Linked DNA regions of Mus musculus: region 1 is linked to region 2. Evidence: chromatin loops called from intact Hi-C (ENCODE). Cell type or tissue: left cerebral cortex. All regions are shown on one strand. Links, peaks and the distances in the headings refer to the core of each region. The heading gives the core; the rest is flanking DNA.

Region 1 (8,315 bases), core at 306-8,305, 150 kb before region 2:
GTTTTACAACCCCATAGGAAGAACAATAATATCAACCAACCAGACTCCCCATAGCTCCCAGGGACTAAACCACCAACCAAAGAGTACCCATGGAGGGACCCATGGCTCCAGCCACATATGTAGCAGAGGATGGCCTTGTTGGACATCAGTGGGAGGAGAGACCCTTGGTTCTGTGAAGGCTGATGCCTCCCTCAGTGTATGGAAATTCTAGGACAGGAAAGCAGGAGTTGGTGGTTTGCTGAGCAGGGGGATTAGGGATGGGATAGGGAGTTTTTGGAGAGGAAATGAGGAAAGGGGATAACATTTGAAATGTAAACAAAGAAAATAGCTAAAAAAAAAAACCAAAACAAAACATCCCTATTGCATTCCTTCCTCCTCCCAGTACCATTCTTACAAATCCCTCCCTCCCCCATGTTATTCCCTCTTCAGATAAGGGGAAGCCCCTGTTGAGTATCACCCTACCCTTGGTCAACTAGTTGCAGCAGGACTAAGCATATCCTCTACTACAGAGGCCCAACCAGGCAGATCAGTTAGATTCAATGGCAGGCAACAGTCAGAGACAGCCATGTCAATTGCTAGGGAACCCACATGAAGACCAAGATGCACATTTACTACAAGTATGCAGGGGGGCTAGGTTTTCCCCAGCATGCTCCCCAGTTGGTGGTTCAGTTTCTGGGAACGCCCAAGGGCCCAGATTAGCTGGATCAGCAGATCTTCCTGTGATGTCCTTGACCCCTTCAGCCTGCTCAATTCTATCCCCCACTCTTTCACAAGACTTTCTGAGTTCTGCCTAATGTGTGGACATGGGTCTTGGCATCTATTTCTATCAGCTGCTGGATAAAGCATCTCAGGAGATAGCCGTACTATGTTCTTGTCTGAAAGTATAACAGAGAATCATTAATAGTGTCAGAGTTTGCTCTCTCATGTGGATGGGTCTCAAGTTGGAACAGTTGTTGCTTGGCCATTGGCTCAATCTCTGCTCCATTTTTATCCCTGCACATTTTGGGTTGAAGGTTTTATGGGTGTGCTGATGTTCCCCTCCCTCCAGTAGAAGTTCTGCCTGGCTACAGGAGGTGGCCACTTCAGTCTCCATATCCATCTGTTGGTAGGAACCATAGCAAGGGTTACCCCCATAAACTCCCCAGAGCCCGCTCCCTCCCCTACCCCTTCCCAGGCCTCCAGCTAGTCCTACCAATTGTCATTCTCATTTCAATCCCTTTCCCCACATCTGACCCCATCCCTATTCCCCTTCTCATCCCCTCTTCCATCCAGGTTCCTCTCTCCATCCACCTCCAATGACTATTTGGTTTCCCCTTCTGAGTGAGATTCACTCATCCTCCCTTGTATCCTCCTTATTACTTAGCTTCTTTGTGTCTGTGGATTGTAGCATGGTTATACTGTACTTTATGACTAAGGTCCACTTATAAGTGAGTTCATGCCATATATGTCTTTCTGGGTGAGTGTTACCTCATTCAGGATGATATTTTCTAATTGTACCCATTTGTCTGTAAATTTCATGATGTCTTTGTTTTTAATTGAGGAATATTCTACTGTTTAGATGTACCACCTTTTTTTTTTTTTTTATCCATTCTTCAGGTGAAGGACATTTAGGTTGTTTCAAGTTTCTGGCTATTATGAATAAAGCTGCTATGAACATAGGTCAACAGATGTCCTTGTGGTATAGTGGAGCCTCTTTTGGATATATGTCCAGGAGTGGTATCACTAGGTCTTAAGATAGAACTATTCCCAATTTTCTGAGAAACAGCCAAATTGATTTCCATAATGGTTGTACAAGTTTATACTCTCACCAGCAATGGAGGAGTTTTCCCCTTGCTCCACATCCTCACAAGCATGTGCTTTCCTTGATTTTTTTTTTTAATCTTAGCCATTCCAATTGGTATAAGATGGAACCTCAGAGTTGTTTTAACCTGATGACTAAGGATGTTGAACATTTCTTTTACTGTTTCTTGGCCATTAGAAGTTTCTCTCTAATGAGAATTCTGTTTAGTTCTGTGTCCCATTTTTTTTTTTTTAAATTGGGTTATTTAGGTTGTTAGTGTCTAATTTCTGGAGTTCTTTCTATATTTTGGATATTAGTCTTCTGTCAGATAGTTGGTTGGTGAAGATCTTTTCCCATTCTGTAGGCTGCTGTTTTGTCCTATTAATAGTGCACTTATCCTTGTAAAAATCTTCTCATTTTCATGATATATTAATCATTAACCTTAGTGCCTGAGCTATTGGTGTTATGTTCAGGAATTTTTCTCCCTTGCCAATGTGTTCAATGAAATTTCTCCACTTTCACTTCTGTTAGATTTAGTTTGTCTGATTTTATCTTGAAGTCATTGATCCACTTGGACTTGAGTTTTGTACAGGGTAATAGATATGGTTCTATTTGTATTAATCGACATGCAGATATCCAATTAGACCAGCACCATTGGTTGAAGATGCTTCCTGTTTTCCATTTTATGGTTTTGGCTTCTTTGTCAAATATCAAGTATCTAGAGCTGTCTAGGTTTATTTCTGGGTATCTGATTCTATTTCATTGATCAACCGCCATCTCTGTTTTTAATGCCAATATCACGCAGTTTTTAACAATATTGTTATGGAATATAGTTTGAAATCAGGGATGATGATACATTTAGAAGTTCTTTTATTGTACAGGATTATTTTGGTCATATTGGGGTTTTTGCTTTTCCATATGAAGTTGAAAAATGCTCTATCAAGGTCTGTAAAGAATCATGTTGGATTTTTTAATGGTATTTGGATTAAATCCATTTGCAATGTGAATATTTTCACTATGTTAATAGATTGGTAAAACCATGAGCATGGGAGATCATTCCATTTTTTGGTAGCATCTTCAATTTCTTTCCCCAGAGACATGAAGTTCTTGTTATACAGGCCTTTCATTTGCTTGGTTAGCATTTCACCAAGATACTTTATATATTTTTAGCTATTGTAAAGGATTTTATTGGTAACTTTTTTCTCAGCCCATTTATCATTTTTATAAACAGGACAACTGATTTTTTTTCAGTTAATTTTGTACCCAGCCACTCCTTGAAGGTGTTTATCAGCTGTAGAAGTTCTCTGGTAGAATTTTGGGGGATTCATGTACACTATCCTATTATCTTCAAATAGTGATACTTTGACTTCTTCTTTTCCAATTTGTATCTCTTGATTTCCTTTAGTTGTCTTATTGCTCTGGGTAGAACTTCAAGTACTATGTTGAAGTTTAGTCTACGTCTAGAATATATTAGATATGGGGAGAGTGTTCAGCTTGTTATGTCCTTAATTTTAGTGGAATGGGTTTTTAGTTTCTTTCCATTTAATGTGATGTTGGCTATTGGCTTGTTGTATATTGCTTTTATTATGTTTAGCTATTTACCTTGTATTCCCAAACTCTCTAATACTTTTAACATGAAGGTGTGTTGGGTTCTGTTAAAGGCTTTTCCACCATCTAATGTGATGATCATATGATTTTATTCTTTCAGTTTGTTTATATGGTAGACTAATTTGATGGATTTTTGTATATTGAACTATCCCTGCATCCCTGGGATGAAGCCTACTTGATCATGGTGGATGAGGTTTTTGATGTATGGATTTTGTTTGTGAGTATTTTATTGAGTACTTTTGCATCAATGTTCATATGAGAAATGGGTTTTAGTTCCCTTTCTTTGTTGAACCTTTATGTGGTTTAGGTTTCAGGGTGACTGTGGCCTCATGGAATATGTTTGGCAAATTTCCTTCTGTTTCTATTTTGTGGAATAGTTTGAAGAATAGTGATATTATCTCTTTGAAAATCTGGTAGAATTCTACACTAAAACAATCTGGCCCTGGGTGTTCTTTGGTTGGGAGACTTTTAATGACCGCTTCTATTTCATTAGGGGTTATAGAACTATTTAGGTAGTTTACCTGATCTTGATTTAACCTTGGTAAGTGGTATCTGCCTAGAAAATCACCCACTTAATTTGGATTTTTAATGATTCTTCGAATTTGCTCAGGCTCTGTTGCTATGTCACCCTTTTCATTTCTGATTTTGCTAATTTGGATACTATCTCTCTGCCTTTTGGTTAGTTTGGCTTAGGGTTTGTTTATCTTGTTTATTTTCTCAAAGAACCTGCTCTTGGTTTCATTGATTCTTTGTATTATTTTCTTTGTTTCCATTTTATTGATTTCAACCCCAAGTTTGATTATCTACTTCTATTGGATGTGTTTGCTTTTTTTTCCCCTTAGAGTTTTCAGGTGTATTTTAATTAATCAGTATGAGAACTCTCCAGTTTCTTTATAAAGGCACTTAGTGCTATAAACTTTCCCCTTAGCACTACTTTACTTTCATTGTATAGCATGATTTTTCAACACCAATCTATGCCTGGTCTTTTCTCAGAGCCTTACTCTTGGCTTTTGTGAGTGCATTTCTGGTCTGACCTGAATTATTGATTCCAACTTTTTGCCAATTTCATTTACACAGAATTTTTACTAGGATGCTTTCCTCTAACTTTCTAACATACTTTGTTGCCTAGACTTTACTCTAGGCATTTGTGGTCTCATTTTTGCGTGGATTTTTCTCTTCTGCACCAGGCCTGGATTTTTAGCAGGTGGGGTCTCCTGGCACATTTCCCTGGTATTCACCCGTCCTGGCTGCCTGGTCTTTTCACCTTTCCTTTATCATGGCTTTTGCCCTGATTTTTTCTAGAGTATTTTTATCTTGACCTTTCTGTTCCTCCTTTCTTCCATGTACGGGCTTGTTTTGTGTGTCACTGTGACAGAAGCTGGTGTCATCACAGAGAAAGGAGCCACTGTTGAGGAAATGTCTCCATGACATCCAGGTATAGAGTATTTTTTCCATTAGTGATCAATGGGGGAGGGCTCACCCCACTGTGGGCGGTACTATCCCTGGGCTAATAGTCCCGGATTCTATAAAAAGGCAGGCTGAGCAAGCCAGGGGAAGCAGACCAGTAAGCAACAACCATCCATGCTCCTGCATCAGCTCTGCGCAGGTGGGTTTGTGCATGTGAAGGCACAAGCTTGATGTAGGTAATCATCCTCTTCCAATGTCTTCAATGAGGCAATGTCTTCTAATCAAACCTAGAACTTGCTAATCTAATACTGGATAGTTTCGATAGACAGGCTTCTCTGAAGATCCTTAGTCTTTGCCTCCCTAGGCTGGAATTGCAGGTTAGTTGCCCATGCCCAGTTGTCATTTGCTTGAGTTTTGGGGGATTAGAACTCTGATTTTCAGCTTCAGTGGCAAGCACTTTAACCACTGAGCCAATACTCCAGTCCTAGAAAAACAAGTCTGTGTATTTGTTGCAATGTTTGGCTCTAGACATTTTTCTGTTTTGTTTGTGAAGCAATGTCTGGTTAGGTTGGCTTTAAACACTGAGTTTTCCTGCTGCAGTGTTTCAGGTGCTAGGAGTTATCATGTCAGACTGGGGACCAAGAATTTTCTCTGTTTAACCCTAGGATAGTTAGCTGCACAGTGAATGATACACAAGAACACTTCTCTCTTTATTTTTGACATTACCAGAGACTGCTTAACAAAATTAATGCAAAATTTATTGGTTTTCTATTCTCCCAGCCTCCCTTGCAGTTAGCACAAGGCATAAAATCAGTCCTAGAACATAAAATATGAGCCTAAAACTTTCTCCTGTGAAGGATATTTCCCTCCTTAACATATATGAGGGGAGGGGCTAGAGAGATGGCTCAGTTAGTTAGAAGTACTGGCTGTTCTTCCAAATGACCTAGGTTCCATTCCCAGCATGCACATGGCAGCTTACAACTGTCTGTCACTCCAGTTCCAGGGGATCCAACACCCTCACACAGACATGCAGGCAAAACAGCAATGTATATAAAAAACAGAGTGAAAAATGCATGAGGGGATAGAGACTGTGACTGGGGATATTAATTAGTCAAGGGTTTCAAAGTTCATTTAGCCAGGATGAAAGGTGATGAAGAGCAATTATATAGCATAAAGGTAATGTTTGATCATATAGTATGGTCTTCTCTCAGACAGTAGATTGTAAATGTTCTTGCGATAGAAAAATTGGTATGTGAGGGGAAAGATATTTTAGTTTGATTTGTTCACACTCGGAGTATATATTTTGTCTGTTAGTTATACCTAACTTGATCTGGGAAAACAACAGTGAGTGAGGAATTAAAAGGAGATATTCAGAAGCATCTTGTCTGCTCACCTGCTTACCGTGTTTGTATGTGGTGAGACCTAACATGGTAGATGCTGTCTCCAGATATGAGGTCATCATAGACCCAGCATGGAACCCAGCACGAGGACAGAAGCAAGATGATGGACAGGTCCTGGTTTTCATAAGCCCCTTAGAAACACTTTCCTTGGGCTTTTGCAAAACAAACTCAGTATGATTTAAGATACTCAATGTACAGCTCTATTTAATTCCAACTAAAAATCACTAAGTGATAACAAAAACCCTCTGAGTACGGGGTAAGTTGCCACAACCAACAGTGTTGATGATGCTCCTAAGAGGCATACAGCAAGTGGCCTAGAATTGGGGATCTGTTCTTCAATACTCACGTTTATTGCATAGGGTACTTCTGGGAAGTCCTAATCACAGCCAAACAACCATTGCTTCTTTTTTCCCCTCTTCTCTCCTTTCTTTCTTAGTTTTAAAAATGTTATATATACATTTAAATATTATTATAAATATACTTATATATATTTATAAATATTATATATATATGTATACACATACATATATACATACATACACATATATATGTATGTCTATATACATATATATAAATACAAATGTATATATATATATATATATATATATATATATATATATATATATATGGGTGGGGTTTTTATTTTTTATTTTTTGCCTGAATGTGTCTGTACACCTCATTTGTGCAGCACCTGTAGATGCCAGCAGAAGGTGTCGGATCCTCCAGAACTGAACTTGACAGATGGCTTTGAGCCACCATGTGAATGATGAATATTGAATCTAGGTCCCTTGGATAAGCAGTCTCCACCTCTCTGAATACCACAGTTTCTTATAATCACAAATCTCTATGGAGAGACTTTTTATGCTGTTACACATCAGTTAAATCACCAAGAGACTTTCAAGTGCAGAGATCATTCCCTGCTTGGGTCATCTGTTCCTCAGGTTCAGCACTTGTCTCTTCCCCAACACAGTAGGTGCTCCAAAACTGTTTTCACAATAATAAGAGGCTATTCTGGTAAAATCAGTATTTTAATTATTGTAAAACATTTCCAAGTCCTGCATAGCACATTTCTAGAAAATGGTATTCTCTGGATACATTTTAGAAGACATATTAAATGTTCAAACATTTAACAGTTGGTTTTCACTAATAAACAAAACAAAAAGCAAAACACTACATTTCCATTTCATAACCATCTTCCGTTATCCCAGATTTCAGCTCCTACCTCTGTATCTGCCATTGAAAGATGAGACTGAATTTAGCCTAGTAATTCTCTAGCTGCAATGATGCATTCCCTCATTGAAGATGCTGTTATGATCAGTAGACTGTGTTTAGTGAAAAAAAAATAATTCACATACAGACATTTGAAGAAAAACATTTAAAAATTGTTCAAGTTGAACCAATGGGGAGATATGCTCCCTCTAAACCTTTGGCTGCTAGAGCTTTATGGCCCAGTCACTCTGCAGGCAGTGTGGTTGTCTGAGAGCTCACTGAGTTTAAATTTTATTCATTTCTCTACTCCACAGACACCTTTGAATGACTTGCTATGTGTTAGAGCTCTCTACCAGCATATTTTTATTTGTTATTTGGGGATTTCATACAATGTACCCCAATTACACTTGCTCCCCAGTCCTCCCAGGTCCACCTGCCTACCCTTTCCCCCCTCCAAAAAAAACTCCACCAAGTCCAATTTGTGTTGCCCATATACTCACTGGAGTATGGTCAAACTCCCAGTGGCCAGCCCTTAAAGAAAACTGAGTCCCCTCCTGCCACACACACAGCAGAAGCCAACAACTATGAAGAGCTATACTTACTCTTGATCACAATTTTAAGGTCTTTCTTCAATAGCTTCCTGTCTGGACTGTGTCTTTTGATGGGGAGTCTTCACAGAATCCTTTAATGTCTCTTATTTTTAGTTATGAGACTGCAAAAGAATAAAAGACTATTCCTTGCCCATGCCAGGTATCATAGACTTTCATATGGTTTTCTGCAGCATCATGGACCACAGACGTCCACAAGGCCTTTGGTAGCAGCACAGACCATGGAAGTCTTTCAAGGAGACTTAAGGGAGAAAGCAAACATTCTTCATCTTGGACATGTTGTTGTTTACAATTAGGGTGGTG
Region 2 (8,315 bases), core at 251-8,250:
GTATAAATCTGTTTGTCTTGATAATAGTGTTGGAGGTTAATGGCTGTGACAGCTTTCTGTAACTATAACAAATTACTCAAGATATTAAACCATTAAAGTGGGAAGGTTCATTTGGCTCACACAGTTTTAAAGACTTTAGTATCATTTCAATTTGTTGCATTGCTTATGATCCTGTAGGAAGATGACATATTATAGAGTTGGGAAGATAAAGCAAAGCTGTTGACATTCTGGCCAGGATACATAGAGAAAGGTATAGAGAAAGGTAAGAAACAGTCAGAGAGGAAGAGGAAGAGGGAGACATAGACAGACAGAGAGAACATCAGAATACTCACAGAAGTAACAGCCCCCGGGTGTGCTGGTTAGTTTTTGTAAAATTGACACCAACACAAGCTAAGGTCATTGTTTCACTCGGTGTCTCTTATGGCATGGGTTTCACGATCCTTGTCATACTACTGCTTTGATTAGAGATTTTGGACCTTATCTCTGTATCTCCAGTCATGGCCCTGTCCCTAGGGCACTTCCATATGAGGTGCTGCAGGGAAGCCCACTCTACTGCTTCTGGAATGTTCTCTCTGTGGAGCTCAGTTCCTCCAATCACCACATAGAACATGTGGAATAGCTTAATCAAGCAGAAATACAGTAGATTTTAGCTTTGTGTTGTCAGCTGACTTTAATGTTGTAATACACGGATTGGTTGTGGTGACTATGATTTTATTGGCTAAATCTAGTATGATGCTATGATTCAGTGTCTGGAGAAGTCTCTAAACTTGATGATCAAAATGTCGAAAGATATTCATGAGAAGGTACTAAACCCTATTTATCACATGGTATAGTGGTCTAGAAACATGTTTCTTAGACTCAACAAATTCTCAATATATATCTTTATTATCTCCTTTGTACCTTGCTTGGTACCTTCTACTGTTATTCTCTCTCTCTCTCCTCTCTCTCTCTCTCTCTCTCTCTCTCTCTCTCTCTCTCTCCCTCTCCCTCTCCCTCCCCTCTCCCTCTCCCTCTCCCTCTCCCTCTCTCTCTCTCTCTCTCTCTCTCTCTCTCTCACACACACACACACACACACACACACACACACACACACACACACACACACACACACTCACACACACACACACACATACATGAGCCATGGACACTGACCCCCAGTACTGCGTAGTCATGGACTTAGATAAGACTTTCAGTAGAGGCTTGGACTGAGACTTCACCATGGCTCCAGGTGGCAGGGCTGGCCACTCACGGCAGGCTACTCCTCTCCACCCTTCAGTCTCCAGTTCCATCTTTCTTCATAGTGCCCAAGTTTCTTCACTTCTCTTTCTTTTCCATTTGACCTCTCCATACTTCCATATTATAGTGGCTCCTACTTCAGGCTAGCCATGCAGCTGGCAGGCCTCTGGGTGACATCCTCCATCTCTGCAGCCTGACAAGTTGGCAAACAGGTGTCTATGGCCTGCCTGTGTTATGGACTGGAGGGCAAGTCTGTGGGTGGCATGGCAGTCCTCAGGCCTCTGTCTTCCTCCTCTCATGCTTCCCTACCTGGTTTTAATTTGATTTATTTTGTTTTGTTTTATTTTGTTTTACAAGACTCAGACATAAGACAGCTTTGGCCACCAAGCCAGGCACCAAACTAGGATGACTGAAGGACTGCCATCTGCTCTGTCCCTGACTGATACAAGAACACCAACACCAACAAAGTGTCTCTTTGCTCATTGCCAGGGTATAAACTCTCCTTTCTTAATCTGTCTTTTGCTACAAGGCTCCCAGATGAGAATTAAGTATGGTAGCAGCAAAGCTAATTTTCTTCCTGTCACAGTCTTAGCTTCAGCAATAAATACTGATACTTGTTTTAACACAGCAAGGAGTTCACCTTTTAATCCTAGTCCACTGCCACTAACATCCCTTGCACGTCCGCCCCCAGTTGCTGATTTGGTCCAACACGTGCACACTCTCTCCATATGCCTGCACATGTATGAATACAACAAAAATAAGGGAGGTTTGTGGAATTGCAAGCTGTATGCTGCCCATGTGTAGCTTTTCTGATTATCATGCTGTTTTAGGATGAGACTTGATAGCTTGTTAAAATTCTCATTTGATGTCTTTTCATAAAAAAAGTACCTTATCAGCATGAGGTACCTGCTAGCCTGGTAGCAGCTTAGGGCCTCTCACTTATGTGGAGGGTTCCATGAGGCCACTCTCTACCACACTACTTCTTTGAGAATCTATGCATTTTACTTATTGTATCTAACAAATCAAAGATTGTTTTGATCCCAGATCTGTTTTGGCAGGTTTTCCGATCAACCAGGGAATTTTTATTTCAGTGGGAGACTTTAGAAAACTAAGTCCTTCAAAGTTTGTGAATTAAATTTCAGTGTCTTTGTAGTACAATGAGTCTATGACGCTATGAATATGCTCTAATGAAATATGAATTGGTGATATGTATATATATATATACATATATATATACATACACATGTGTATGCATATATACAGAATATGTTAATCAAGCTACTCTAGAGAAACAGAACCAATTAGATATGCAGTATGCAAGTAAGTCATAGGAAGTTGATTATGGATATTGCTTCTCTGGCTTTGAGGACTGAGATGTCCCAGGACATGCCCTCTGAAAAATGGGAGAACCTTTCTGTGGTCTTAACAATTGAACACACTGGAAATGGCCTGAAGACAGGAGGGACAATGAAGCTGGTGATATAACTCACTCTGACTGCAAAAGGAATGGGGTTGGAAGCTGGGGACCATTCATAGTTCTAGGTTGGATGCTTGAAGCTTGCTGGGTAGATAGAGTGAAGTGGTATAAGTCTCAGCCAGATTTCAAGTGAGTTCTGACTTTCAAAAGGTGAGTGTATCAGCTTAAGAGGGGATCAAAATTTCCCCTCTTTGTATTTTGGCACCACTGGGTACCAAATGGCAGACTTGATTATACCATCTGTATGAGTCAAGAGACTTTTTATTAGTCTGGAAATTCTTCTAGAAACACACACATACACACACACACACACACACACACACACACACACAGAGGTAAGTATTTCACCACCTATCTAGTTAACCTTTAACACAGTAAACTTCATTCATGAAATTAATCACAACACCTCTATACTCAATGACAAGTGCAGAAGTTAAAACAGCTTAGGTGGGTTGTTATGTGTTTTGCTGCATAATCAATAATCAGACTGACTCTGGTTATAAATGACTCTCAGGATTATCTGCATGCATAGCATGAATTCAAGTATTTTTATTTTGTTTTGTTCTAATATAATGTTTTCACATCATTTCTCCAGTGAACAGTCCTTAAATAGAACATTACTTTTGTAGAGAAATGTAGAAATGGAGTGCTAACTTATGCCACTTAAACACATGTAGCCTGAAATCATCTGAATGACTCGATAATTATACATATATATGTATGTGCATGCTTTTTTTTCATGGATTTCCAGAGATTCACTAATTCTTTCCCTGCTTCCCCCCTTCTCCTCTGTGTATAGGAATACAGGTGCACTGATACTATCGGGTCAATGTGGAGATCAAAAGAGTACCTTGACCAAAAGATAACTTTGATTGTTAGTCTTCTTGTTCTATTTGTTTGAGACAGGGCCTTTGTTGTTTGCTTATTGTGTACACAAAACTAACTGGTAAGTTTTCAAGGAGCCTTCTTTCTCTGCTCCCCTCTCTCATCATATAGCACTGGGATTATAGATAGTCTGGATATACATCGCTCTTAAAAAATGAGTTTAAAAAATAGTGGCAAATGCTATTACTAGTTGCTTAAGGTGTCTCCAATTGCCTTTTCAGTGATTCTTTTTTCTTTTTCAAGATTTTATTTTAATTTCGTGTGTATGATTGTTTGTGTGCATGTTTTATCATCAGATTCCCTATTACTGAAGTTACAGATGATTGTGAGCTGCCATGTGGTGCTGGAAACTAAATGTGGATCTTCTGTAAGAGCAGCCAGTACTCTTAACCTATGAGCTAACCTTTTCAATCCATCGATTTTAAAAATTATTATTATTATTATTACTATTAACTTTTACAGTGATTCTTGATACTCTCTTAATTGCAGGGATTTGATGTATATATGATGAAAATCTGAAAAAAAAAGATAGAAAAAAAATTCCATTATAATGCAGGGAGCAAAATAAAGGTCCAGAGTTAATGCAATAATAATGCAGAGACAAGGGGATTGCTTTGTTTTTTAAAAAAAGGAGGGGGGGCTGGAGAGATTGCTCAGCAGTTAAGAGCACTGACCGTACTTCTGAAGGTCCTGAGTTCAAACCCCAGCAACCACATGGTGGCTCACAATCATCCATAATGAGATCTGATGCCCTCTTCTGGAGAGTCTTAAGACAGCTAGTGTACGTACATATAATACATAAATAAATCTTAAAAAAGAAGATTGCTGTGCTGCCAGGTCGTCAGAATCTGAAGAGATTTACTTGATGTATTTGTTTCTTTTCTGTTACCATGATAAAATACTACAATCAATGCAAATTATAGACAAAAATGTTAATTATGATGCTCTGCTCCAGAGTATTATAACCCATAATGGTGAATACAGCATAACATCAGCCAGCCAGAGCAAGAAGCTTAGAGATTATATCTTCAACCAAAAACATGAACAGAGAGCAACCTGGAAGCAGGAGTAGGCTATAAATCCTCAAAGGCCACCCACAGTGGCCTCCTAAACCTCCCCAATAATACCACCAACTAGGGGCTAGGTGTTTGAATGTACTAGCTTATGTAGGACATTTCGAAATGAAACACCACTTAGTTTTCATGTCATTAAACAAGAGAGGAGAGATTATTTTTTTTCCTTTCAGAAAAAAAGTAGTGGCTAGTGGTGCTAAAAATACTTGGAACCAAAAGATAATAGAATCATGTACATCATCTAATGTTCTTAATATGGGTGGTATGTGTAGGAGGACTAAGAGGTCACAGGCAAACAATCCAATGTGGAACAGCATTTCCTAAGGAAGAAGTGCTTTGTCAGTGTGGAGATCTCAGTTTCACTGAGATGTCAGAAGCTGTGTTAACAAGAAAAAGGCAGCTGCTTAGGGAGAAGTTTGCTTATTCTCCTAACCATGGCACTTGTTAGTTCGAGGTGGCCATTAAATGGGGTATCCTTGAAATTATATGATGGGATCCTGGCAGCTGGTGCTGAGAATGCAAATGCTGTTTCAAGCAACATCCCTGGCTCTCAGAAGCTTCTTGGGAGCAATCCCAGATGGCTCACTTAGCAGGAAACTCATTTCTCTGTTGCTCCAACCACTTTCTAGAATCCCTAATGCTCATCAGACAAAAACCACAAGTAGGTAGTCGCTCCCCTGTGTTCAGTTTGCAAGTTATGTGAACACTTTCAGTGTAGGAGCGCATCATTAGGAAGCAGGCTATTCATCCTGTTTATAATTAATGTTGTGGCTTGGGGGTTTTGAGTCAATGAAATTAATCCAGTCGGGTAGTAGACTGTGCTCATAGGATAAGAAGCTGGAGTCAAAGGCATCTTAGGCTGGTTCTGGAATTCAGTACCCATCAGACCCACTCTTCTTGATATCTTCTATGAACAACATTAAAATTATAGAAGATTAGGATGCAGATGTATGGTGGAGCTAATTAAAGAACTGGAATATTTGAGAGAAGTTGAGGTTGAAAGGAAGGACTAAGGATTTGTAGAGGGAGGAAAGTCTTAAATAGTAAAATAATGAGTCAGTATTGTGTGGTATAATAGAAAGAATGTTATCCCCGTGGCTAGGGGGCCATTGACCTTTATAACTTTAGTTTATCCTTTATGCAAATGTTAATATGCTCAGTTGCGTTTGACCACAGGGTTGCCAAGTATCATATTGAAGAAACAGTTAGAAGATAACAGGTAGACAAGGCTCTTTCATATTGCCTCAAGGGGATATCTTTCTCTCATTAGTATTTTTTAAGCATTAGAAACCTTTTGAAAGATGAGTAAAATTAACAGGTTTCTGAAAGCAAATATTGAAGACAGATGATGACATTTGATGTTTGTTGCTATGGAGACAAGAAGCCTATAGACCATCTCAGACCAAAGGGGAGATCATGAGAGAGATCACAGCAGAAGAAAAGAGATGGGAGTGGTACCTAATTTATTGATACAATCTGAATACCTTTTATGTTTTAGGCACTTAGTTATATGCATGAAAAGCCAGATACTTGGTCTTAAGTAATTTGTGTTCTAGTGGAATACACAACAGTAAGTATTTACATCATGATATGAATGTTTTATCTGAACCCTAGCAAGGGAAACAGCTCATGTAAAAAAATGTTAATCAAAGTGTGAACGAAGAGATGAAGCAGGTGATGAGGGGGTGTTGACGACAACATTAGAGTTTGGATGATAAGCATTGACAGACTCCTTGGTCTTACATTTTAAAAGTGGTTATTTCTTTGTGTCTGTGTGAGACTATATCATATGTGTGCAGGTGCCCTAATATGCCAGAAGAGAGTGTTGAATCCCTTGGATCAGTAGATCGAGTATGACCTACTGACCTAGGAAATTGAACTTGGATCTTCTAGAAAAGCAGCAAGTTCTTACTATTAACCATTGAGGTTTGATCAAGCCCTTTTGCCTTTCATTTTTATTTTTTATTAGGTATTTATTTCATTTACATTTCCAATGCTATCCCAGAAGTCCCCCAGATCCTACCCCACCCACTCCCCTACCCACTCACTCCCACTTCTTGGCCCTAGCATTCCCCTGTACTGAGGCATATAAAGTTTGCACGACCAATGGGCCTCCCTTTCCACTGATGGCCGACTAGGCCATCTTCTGATACATATGCAGCTAGAGACACGAGCTCCAGGGGGTATGGTTAGTTCATATTGTTGTTCCACCTATAGGGTTGCAGATCCCCCCAGCTCCTTGGATACTTTCTCTAGCTCCTCCATTGGGGGCCCTGTGATCCATCCAATAGCTGACTGTGAGCATCCACTTCTGTGTTTGCTAGGCCCCAGCATTGTCTCACAAGAGACAGCTATATCAGGGTCCTTTCAGCAAAATCATGCTAGTATATGCAATGGTATCAGCTTTGGAGGCTGATTATGGGATGGATCCTCAGGTATGGCAGTCTCTAAGACCACTAGTTGCTATGTAGAAATAAGGAGTTCGTTATAATGTGATTTCAGTAACACAGGTGAATGATGTCCACTCTTTAGTTTTGATGGTCATTGCAGAGACAGAGCATTAGCAGTCAAGACATGGAAAACACATCAAACTTCAACTTTTGAGAAAAAGGAGTTCAGAAAAATTCTTCACAAATCCTTAAATAAGATAACCATAAATAAATAAGCCATGATCTATCTCTGTATCTGCTACTTTGGTCTATTGGTGATAGCATTACCTGTGCTGTGATAAGTAAGAACAGGGGGTACCAGTGGAAGAGGGCACAGCTAATGACAGGTGTTACACAAACAGTCATGCATGGACACATCAAACCATAACTGGCTTCCACAGTAACTCCTGGGGGAGGTAATGAGGCACTATTACATCGTCAAGTATTTTTGTCTGTTGGATTCCCAGAAGGCTTGGTGAGTGCTGCACACAAGTGTTAGGGATGTTACTGACCCAGTAACAGAGTACAGTTGAGTGGTGGACCCACCCATCCCCCAACTGCTCAATTTTCAGAAATTCAAGTGTGAAAATGTAGAAAACTCCTGTTCAGAACTATTCTCCCTTGACTAATCTAAGCTTTGTGAACAGGGGTCCACAAATTACCTGAGAGTGGACAGATTAATTATTACATACAGAGAAAAAATATTGCATAATACAAGAGGCTTTAGATGAAGGGCTGTCTGAACAATTAAAGACTGGGCTGAAACATCAATTTAAAGGCAAGGGAGGGGGATCTTATGGGTGACAGATGGGCTTTTGGGAACTAAGCAAGGGTAGGGTGGCTTGTCAGTTTGTTGATGACCTGAGTGTGAGGGTGAGGGAATGGCATCTCCTAACTGGAAACTCACTCTCATGGAGGACTGTGGCAGTTTTCTTTTTGGAAGACCTTTTCATCAAGCAAGAAAAATCTTAGTTTCAAATCCTAAAGAAACTGGGGACAAATGGGTACCTATGGTGCCTTTTAGCATACTAACATGTCTGCTTGGCCTCTAGGCTCATTCAGGACCAGGGGCTCCACTAAGAACTTCTTATCCTTCTTCCTACCCTAAACCTCTCCATCTCAGGTTTCAAGTCTCCCCAGCTTTGCTTTCCTACATAATCTTGTCATTTCAGCCACTAACACTCTTGGATCTCACCCTCATGGTCCCCTACTGTA

The links. Peaks named below come from ENCODE experiments on the same cell type or tissue, not always from the same donor. Only the 100,000 strongest peaks of a DNase experiment are listed, where the experiment ranks them.
Region 1: a loop joins it to region 2, with 2.3 times the contacts of the local background. A loop is called at or near these places in 3 of 42 quality-filtered maps.

What each region holds. Positions count from the first base shown.
Region 1 is chr3:57,191,082-57,199,396 of GRCm38, reverse strand. No RefSeq gene overlaps it. Among named protein-coding and RNA genes, the nearest start is that of Tm4sf1, 110 kb to the left of the region's middle. In left cerebral cortex, for the core only: no CTCF peak of the experiment used is centred there; a DNase peak (open chromatin) is centred at 4,642.
Region 2 is chr3:57,038,963-57,047,277 of GRCm38, reverse strand. LOC115489838 (a small nucleolar RNA gene) reads right to left here and starts at 1,729; the gene lies at 1,587-1,729. In left cerebral cortex, for the core only: no CTCF peak of the experiment used is centred there; a DNase peak (open chromatin) is centred at 5,240.